Regions from separate parts of the Homo sapiens genome. Here region 2 is linked to region 1. Evidence: chromatin loops called from intact Hi-C (ENCODE). Cell type or tissue: ovary. All regions are shown on one strand. Each heading gives the region's core, and the rest is flanking DNA. Links, peaks and the distances in the headings are about the cores only.

What was found. Hi-C counts contacts between places; a loop is a spot of excess contacts. Peaks named below come from ENCODE experiments on the same cell type or tissue, not always from the same donor. Only the 100,000 strongest peaks of a DNase experiment are listed, where the experiment ranks them.
Region 2: a loop joins it to region 1, with 2.1 times the contacts of the local background. A loop is called at or near these places in 1 of 110 quality-filtered maps.

Annotation. Positions count from the first base shown.
Region 1 is chr19:46,026,798-46,031,182 of GRCh38, forward strand. LOC105372421 (a long non-coding RNA gene) reads left to right here and starts at 1,014. Exons shown (of 3, transcript NR_187871.1): 1 at 1,014-1,246; 2 at 1,350-1,461; 3 at 2,136-3,117. In ovary, for the core only: a CTCF peak has its summit at 2,293 (motif pointing right); a DNase peak (open chromatin) is centred at 2,279.
Region 2 is chr19:46,527,689-46,532,073 of GRCh38, forward strand. It overlaps the pseudogene PPP5D1P. Among named protein-coding and RNA genes, the nearest start is that of PNMA8B, 34 kb to the left of the region's middle. RefSeq lists a silencer at 3,161-3,270. In ovary, for the core only: a CTCF peak has its summit at 2,064 (motif pointing right); DNase peaks (open chromatin) are centred at 2,041 and 2,408.

The sequences.
Region 1 (4,385 bases), core at 183-4,182:
AGAATGAGGCCCAAGCTCCTCCCCATGGCCAACAGCATGGGCTGCCTACAGTATGGGCTGCCCCCATCCCAGCCTCACCTTGCTTACTCCCAAAAGCCTCTTTCTGACTCCTGCAGCCACTGTCCCCTTCTTGCTGCCCTTGAACATGCTTTGACTACCCTGTTCCCTTGGGGACTTCAGACACACCAGGTATAAGTTTTAAATAGAGGAACCTGGAACGAATTCAGGAACTTTGTACCTTAGCTTTAAGACAACAAAACACCAAGCCAGCCTTTTGTAAAAAGACAGGACTATTTACACATCACATTCCTTTTTTTAATTTTTATTTTCTTTTTTCCCTTTCTTTTGCCTGTTCTTTCATTTGAGGCACAGATCCCTTAAAGACACTAAGAATATAAACATTAGCCAGCTGGAGTGAAGCCTTCCATTGTGAGAGTTTTATTTAGTCTGTATCTTTAAAAAAATGTATTTACTTATTTATTTTTTGAGACAGTTTCACTCTGTTGCCCAGGCTGGAGTGCAGTGGCACAATCTTGGCTCACCACAACCTCCGCCTCTTGGGTTCAAGCAATTCTTTTGCCTCAGCTTCCCTAGTAGCTGGGATGACAGGTGCCCACCACCATGCTCAGTTAGTTTTTGTATTTTTTTTTTTTTTTTTTTTAGTAGAGATGGGGGTTTCACTATGTTGGCCAGGCTGGTCTTGAACTCCTGACCTCAGGTGATCTGCCTGCCTCGGCCTCCCAAAATGCTGGGATTAAAGGTGTGAGCCATATTTACTTACTTATTTTTACATACAGGTGTGAGCCATATTTACTTACTTATTTTTACATACAGGTGTGAGCCATATTTACTTATTTTTACATACAGGTGTGAGCCATATTTACTTACTTATTTTTACATACAGGTGTGAGCCATATTTACTTATTTTTACATACAGGTGTGAGCCATATTTACTTACTTATTTTTACATACAATACAAACACTTTAAATAAAGTTGAAGATCATCTCCATGGACCAGGTGGTCAAGCCGAACACCCAGGATCCAGCTGTCAAGTTCAGGGTAGCCCCTGAGCTTCTCACTCTGACTCCAACAGGGTGAGCTTGCTATCCTTGTGGCACAGGGCCTTTTGCATTGTGGATGATGGAGCGGCTCGTATAGTCCATAAGTTTTGTGCGTAGCTGTGTACCCTGTCCCTGTGAGCTGGTTCTGCCCGGCACCTCGGTGACCTCGAGGAAAGAAGCTGAGGTAAGACCTGGCCTGCCTGGCTCCTCGACTTCCTTCCTCAGCCCTCAAATTCTGGCTCCCACCTCACTCTCTAAATTTATTTTTATTTTAAATTTCATTTTAGAGACAGAGTCTTGCTTTGTCACCCAGGCTGGAGGGCAGTGGCACCATCATAGCTCACTGCAGACTCGAACTCCTGGGCTCAAGGGATCCTCCTGCCTCGGCCTCCAAAAATGGTGAGATTATGGACATGAGACACTGCACTGGGCCTATTGTGTATCTTGTTGGCCTAAAATTGAAACATGCCTTGTGAGCGTTTACTGCAACTTCAATGAGTGATTATTATGTTGCCTTTAATCCTGAGAGACTGTATTACTTGTGCACTTTTTTTTTTTTTGGATAGGGGGAAATTAGATTTATTCCCTATATGTTTTAGAAAATTGAAGTTTTAAATATCAGACTCACTAGCTGCCCTGATTTAATCTGTTACAATTAAGTCAGTTAAAAAACTCCTCCTTGGCCGGGCATGGTGGCTCACACCTGTAATCCCAGCACTTTGGAAGGCCAAGGTGGGCAAATCACTTGAGATCAGGAGTTCGAGATCAGCCTGGCCAACATGATGAAACCCTGTCTCCCCTAAAAATACAAAAATTAGCCAGGCGTGGTGGCGGGCGCCTGTAATCCCAGCTACTTGGGAGGCTGAGGCAGGAGAATCGCTTGAGCCCGGGAGGCAGAGGTTGTAGTGAGCTGAGATTGCGCTACTGCACTCCAGCCTGGGCAACAGAGCCAGACCCTGTCTAAAACAAAACAAAACAAAACAACAACAAAACCCCCAGGACTTCCTGTACCCACATTCTAGTGGGGAAGACAGGAAGCAAATTAACAAACATCTAATAACTATTTTTAAAAGCCAGATATACGATATTTCACGTGGATGACCCGATTGGCCTGCTGCGGGTCAGGGAAACAGGCTCCCAGGTCGCATCCTCAGCTTGTTCTTGGCGCTGGAAAAAAGATGCTACGCGGTTCCCTCCTTCAGCCACCAGAGGGCGCGCCCTCCCCGTTTGTCCTCTTTCGCGCACTTTTTCTCCCGCACCTGTCAGTCACAGGGCAGCCCTTTAGCGGAACAGGGATCCTGTTCTGTGATTTTCCTGAGGGCCTGCCTCTCCCAGGGAGTAGCGGGCTCCTACGAACAGTAATAGCAACCATAATGTAGAGACCAAGAGCAGAGTTACTGAGTTTTATGCTGATGTCCAAAGTCACAGGGCATTTCATTTTTCTTCTTTTTTCCTTTCCTTTAAAAAAATGGGCTGGGCATGGTGGCTCACGCCTATAATCCCAGCTCTTTGGAAGGCCGAGGCGGGTGGATCACCCGAGGTCAGGAGTTCGAGACCAGCATGGCCAACATGATGAAACCCTGTCTCTACTAAAAGTACAAAAAATTAGCTGGCTGTGGTGGTGGGCGCCCGTAATCCCAGCTACTCGGGAGGCTGAGGCAGGAGAATCACTTGAACCCGGGAGGTGGAGGTTGCAATGAGCCGAGATTGAACCATTGCACTCCAGCCTGGGCAACAAGAGCAAAACTGTGCCTCAAAAAAAAAAAAAAAAAAAAAAGTGATTGGGTCGTGAGAGTTCTGTTTTCATAAATGAATTAATACATTCATGAATTAATGAGTTAATAGATGAATGGGTTATCATGGTAGTAGGACTGGTGGCTTTATAAGAAGAGGAAGAGAGACTTTAGCTAGCATCCTCAGCCCCCTCGCCATGGGATGCCCCATGCTGCCTCAACACCCTGTAGAGTCCCCACTAGCCAGAAGGCTGTCAACAGAAGGACCCCACAGTTTCAGCCTCAGAACTGTAAGAAACAAATTTTGTTTCTTTATAAATTACCCAGTTTCAGGTATTCTGTTATAAGCAACAAAAAATGGACTAAGACAGGAATATTACTGGGTTAAGAAATAAAAGTAAAAAAGAACTACTATTGATACATGCAATAATCTGGATAAATCTCAAGGGCATTATGCTAAGTGAAAAAAAGTCAATCTCAAAAGATTTCATACTGTACAATTCCAATTATATAACTTTTTTTTTTAGACGGAGTCTTGCTGTGTCACCCAGGCTGGAGTGCAGTGGTACAATCTTGGCTCACTCTCACTGCAACCTCTGCCTCCCAGATTCAAGCAATTCTCCTTGCCTCAGCCTCCCAAGTAGCTGGGATTACAGGAGTGCACTACCACGCCTGGCTAATTTTTGTATTTTTAGTAGAGATGGGGTTTCACCATGTTGGCCAACCTGGTCTTGAACTCCTGACCTCAGGTGATCCACCCGCCTTGGCCTCCCAAAGTGCTGTGATTACACGTATGAGCCACAGCGCCCAGCCTATATAACATTCTTACAATGAGAACACAACAGAGATGGAGAACAGATTGGTATTTGCAAAGGGACAGATACAGTGTGTTTGTGTATGTGCATGTATATGTGTGTGTGCCTGCCACTATAGTGGTAACACAAGGGGATTCCTTTGTGGGTCTCTATCTTGATTGTGGTGGTAGGTATACAAATATTTATATGGATCAGATTGCATAGAAACACACATGCACATGCGTGCACACACACACAGGAATGCATGTGAAACTGGTGAATACTGAATAAGGTCCTCTGTAATCTAGTTAACAGTAATGTACCCATGTCACTTTCCTGGTTTTGATATTATACTATGGTTATGTAAGATGTTCCCACTGTGGGAATACTGGATGAATGTTACGTGGGACTGTATGTACCATGCAATTTCCTGTGAGTCTGTAAGAGTTCAACACAAAAAGTAATTACAAAAGAAGAAAAGAAAAGGTGCTGGTGATGACAAGGTTGTTGGGAAAAGGGCTTGTGCGGTGCCTGCATAAACTGGCCGTAAAAAATATGGGACAATAAGTTGTGGAAAGCCACAGGAGGCCTCTGATGAGGAAAGCCTTCTAATTGCCATCACGTTCCCATGGCCAGAGCGTGACCTGCTCTCTTATTTACAAGCACTGTGCTCAAGGAGAAAGACACTCCTTTGAAGCATTGGAATGTGGCCAGATATGCCGGCTCCTAGTTACGCCCACTCCCCACAGCTGCTCTCCAGTGAGTTAAAGAATAAATCAGTAGTTAAGTTTATGCT
Region 2 (4,385 bases), core at 263-4,262, 500 kb after region 1:
ACAAACAGGGCTGTTCCTAGCCATCTCCCAGCCCCTAGGGAGATGAAACGCCATGGCATACCTGGCCACCGCAGGGCTCAATTAAGATGAGCTGTAATTATTATTATTATTATTACTTTGAGATGGAGTCTCACTCTGTCACTCAGGCTGGAGTGTAGTGGCGCAATCTTAGCTCACTGCAACCTCCATATTCTGGGTTCAAGCAATCCTCCTTCCTCAGCCTCCTGAGTGGCTGGGATTACAGGCGCCTGACACCACCCCCAGCTAATTTTTGTATTTTTAGTAGAGATGGAGGTTTCACCATGTTGGCCAGGCTGATCTGGAACTCCTGACCTCCTGCCCACCTCAGCCTCCCAAAGTGCTGGGATTATAGGCATGCGCCACCGCACCTGGCCAAGGTGAGTTGTCATTATTCTTCTTATTGTTATTCCCACAGCCCTGGAGCCTGGGGCTCTGTGCCTTCTACTGCCTGCCAGACAGCGAGGGGCCTGGGCCAGCAGGGCCGTTCTCCTCCGTGCCAGCTCAGTGCCAGGCCCCTCTGGCTGCCTGCCCAGCCCCAGGACTCCTGAGAGCCTGGATCCGGGGTCCTGGGGGGTAAGGGGCCCCTCCCAAAGGCTGCTGTTGCCCGGAACTCTGACGCAGCCTCAGCAGCAACCCCCAAGCAGGCTGCTCCCATCCCAGGGAAGTCCACCTTCCACCCCATCACCCAGCTGAGACTGAGCCTCATCCTGGACTCCTCCCGACCCCTCAGCCCCCACAGCCCGGCAGTCACTTCACTTCTTCTGCCAAGTCGGCCTCCTGAACATCTCTCAGATCCAGCCATTCCCTTCTCACCCTCCAGCCCCACCCAGCCCTGACCTGGCCTCTCCTGCCCACGTTCCTGGCTCAGCCTCCACCTGGCCTCACAGCCTCTTGTCCTGCCCTTCCAGAGGGGTGTTCCTAAGGCACAAACCTGACCCTGTCCTTTCCCTACTCGGAACCTCCCAGGGCTCCCAGAGCCTCCCGCAGAAAGCCCTGGCTCTCCCCACGGCCCTGCGTGATCTGCTCCCTGCAGCTTCATCATAACCCCCACGCACACACACTGCAGCCCCACTCACCGCCTCCATGCTAGGCTCCGCTAACCTCTGGAACTTTGCCACCAGGTTCTTTCTGCCTGAAGGCCAAAACCATCAACCCCCTAGGGAGACCCCCAGGCATGCGTCCAGAGACCCAGCATCCCCCATCCCTCGTCCACTATGTCACCCCACTGTGAGAGCTGAAAGGTTGTTTCTGCCCATTCAGGGACAGAGCCTACCCCAGGAGGCCCACTAGATTCTCAGGCCCACCAGGGCCCATGAGTGGCAGGACCCACACTGGGGGACTGGGAGCTGTGACCCTCTAGGCTAACGGGGAACTATGGGAGCTCTGCCTGGGGACACAGGGCCCCAGGCCTGGGCCAGTTCAAGAGATGAGTGGCTGGCAGCTCCCAGCAGATCACCAGGCTGGGGACGAACCCTGAGGGTGAGAGAGACTCCTCTCCCAAACTAGGAGTGGGCTAGGGTCCTGGACTTTGCCCCAACATCCCCCTCCCACGCCCTGCACGCCTTCAGCCCACACCATTCCACGCTTTCAGCCCACGCCTTCTGCGGCCTCCCCGTCGGGTCCAGCCTCAGCCTCACCCGTCCCATTCATCCACATGACATCGCAAACTTGACCCTCCCCCTCCCTTATTCCAAAATTTTCTCTAGTTCCCCAGTGCCCCGGGAACAAGTCGGGTTCCTATGAAGCCCTGTATCCCGCAGTCCCACCTTCTCCCCAGTGTTAAGCTCTACTCAGGTGGGGTTCCTCTGCCTCCCCCTACCGGGCTGTAAACCCCCCGGGAAGGTAGGACCTGGGCTGTTTCAGTCCCCATCTAGGCAGGATCAGACCCTGGTGAATGCATGTGGAGGGAAGAAAGGGAAAGAAAGGGAGGAAGGGACAGAATAAGAAGGGGAGGGAGGGTGGTGCCCTTTAAAATCAAAACCTCTGGTTTCATCTTTCTTCCCTGAACTGGCTCCCCACGCCCACCAGAGGGCGCTCTGACCCAGCAAATTCCTCATACAGCAACAGCCCGTTCTACACACAAAAGGGAATTATGAAAATAAGGATTGACACCAATAATCGATACTTAAAGCCCTACTGTGACCAGTACCTATGCTAAATTATCCACGTGCCTAAATCAACACAGCAATTCTGAGAATATCTTATAAATGAGGAAAGTGAGGCTCAGAGAGGTCATTTAACTTTCCCAGTGTCACACAGCACATAAGCTGCAGAGAAGCTTCCAGCTCTGGCCTTGGTAACCCCACAACCTTCCGTTCCTTGGTCATAGCCTGACGTGACCAAACCACAATGCCCTCTGTGCCTGGCCCTGCCACCTCCTGCCCAACCCCCATCCCGAGGCTCAGCCACACCCTTCCACCCCCAGCTCCTTAGACATCCTGTTCCCCATTTAGTCACTGGAATCTTAGCCCATTGGCTGCCTCGAAAGCACTTCTTCCCTTTCCCTACCCCCACCTCCCACAAATGGTCACCTCCTCCCTTCAGCTCAATGTCACCTCCTCTGAGTAAGCCTGTCCTGATCCAGGGTTAGCTCCATCTCTTCCGACTCACCTCCCCTAAGAATCCAGGCTTTCCCTGCGCTCCAGGAGGCAGGGCTTCAGTCATCATCGTGTCCCCAGAGCCCTGCACAGGCACTACAGAAAGACTGAATGAATGAATGGATGAGTGAAGTCTACGGGGTTAAATAAATGAACACTCAATGAGTGACACCCTCTCCCTCTCCCTCAGCCAGAAATTGAGACATTCTCCAACAAACACCCACAGCCAGGAAGAGAAGATCCCGGACCCGCTAGCCAAGAGTGCACGCTTCAGGCTCCCAGGACCCCCAAAATTCATCCTGCTGAGGCTGTCGGGGGATGCTGCCAGGACTCTGTTGGAAGCCAAGGCCCTAGGGCTCCTGGAGAGGGTCCCATACTCCCTTCAGTCCCTCCCCAGGCCAGGTACAGTGAGTCTCACTAATGCCATCATGCCTTTAGGGCAGAGTCTCCTGCTTTCCAGCCCAGAGTCCACTTCCCTCTCCTGAATGATTCACCTCCATTTCTCTCCAGAGAATCCCCCTCCCCACTCTCCTTCCAGGTGACTCCTACAGGGCTCACCCAATCCCCTGCCCACCCAAGCCTGGCCAGTCAGTACGCTTCCTCCCTCCCTGGTCACTGTGATTGGGGCAGGGGCAAGCACATGATCCAGTTCATCCAATAGGAGTCAGCCCTGGGTCCAGGGCTAAATTAATGAATGAAGGAACCCTAGAACCAGCCATGCCTGAAGCCAAAGCCACGCTGGACTTTTTTTTTTTTTTTTTTTTTTTTTTTTTTTGAGACAGAGTCTCGCTCCATTGCCCAGGCTGGAGTGCTGTGGCGCGATCTCAGCTCACTGCAAGCTCCGCCTCCTGGGTTCACGCCATTCTCCTGACGCAGCCTCCCGAGTAGCTGGGACTACAGGCGCCTGCCACCAGGCCTGGCTAATTTTTTGTATTTTTTTTTTTTTTTTTAGTAGAGACGGGGTTTCACCGTGTTGGCCAGGATGGTCTCAATCTCCTGACCTCGTGATCCGCCTACTTCGGCCTCCCAAAGTCCTGGGATTACAGGCGTGAGCCACCGTGCCCAGCCAACCCTGGTCTTTATAGTAATATGAGCCAATGAATTCCTTTTTCACTAACCTGCTTAAACATGGCTAACTTGGGTTTCTGTACTTGGGACCTAAACAGTCCTGTGTATCCCACTCCTCAAAGCATTCTCTGAGGCCCCAAGGGAAGCAGGGTGGGGGGTGGCTTCTCAGTGTCCTGCCAGTCAGTACATCTGGCTCCAAATGCTGGACCAGGAGTTAGGGGGAGAGGGAAAGGGTCTTCTGGAGTTTTTAGACCTTGGCACCATCATTTGCCATATTCCTGAGTCTTTTCACCTTGTTCCTGGGGCTCTGGGTCTCTTGTCAACAGGGAACAAGATGACAGCTGCCTGGTAGAGACGGTATCACCATCCCTGGAGCAGATCTGTCTGGAAGGCATATTCTCAATCCCTGCATTTGCAGGACAGACCCAAGCTTGCACAGAGGTCAGACCAGCAGCTTAGTCATGGGGTGGGCTGAAGATACGAAACAGCTGATTTTTCTCTCCATTATGTTGTCCAGGTGGAAGAAGGGATGAATGAATGAACCCTGGGGCTCATCCTAGGGCCTGGGGCTTGGCTCACCATGACAGTGTTCCCAGACACGGGGTGCAGCCCAGGAAAGAACTGAGGCCACCCTGGGGGTGCTGGTGGGACAGTTAGCAAGACATGAAAGGGACCTCCTGGGTGTCATGACATAATAAT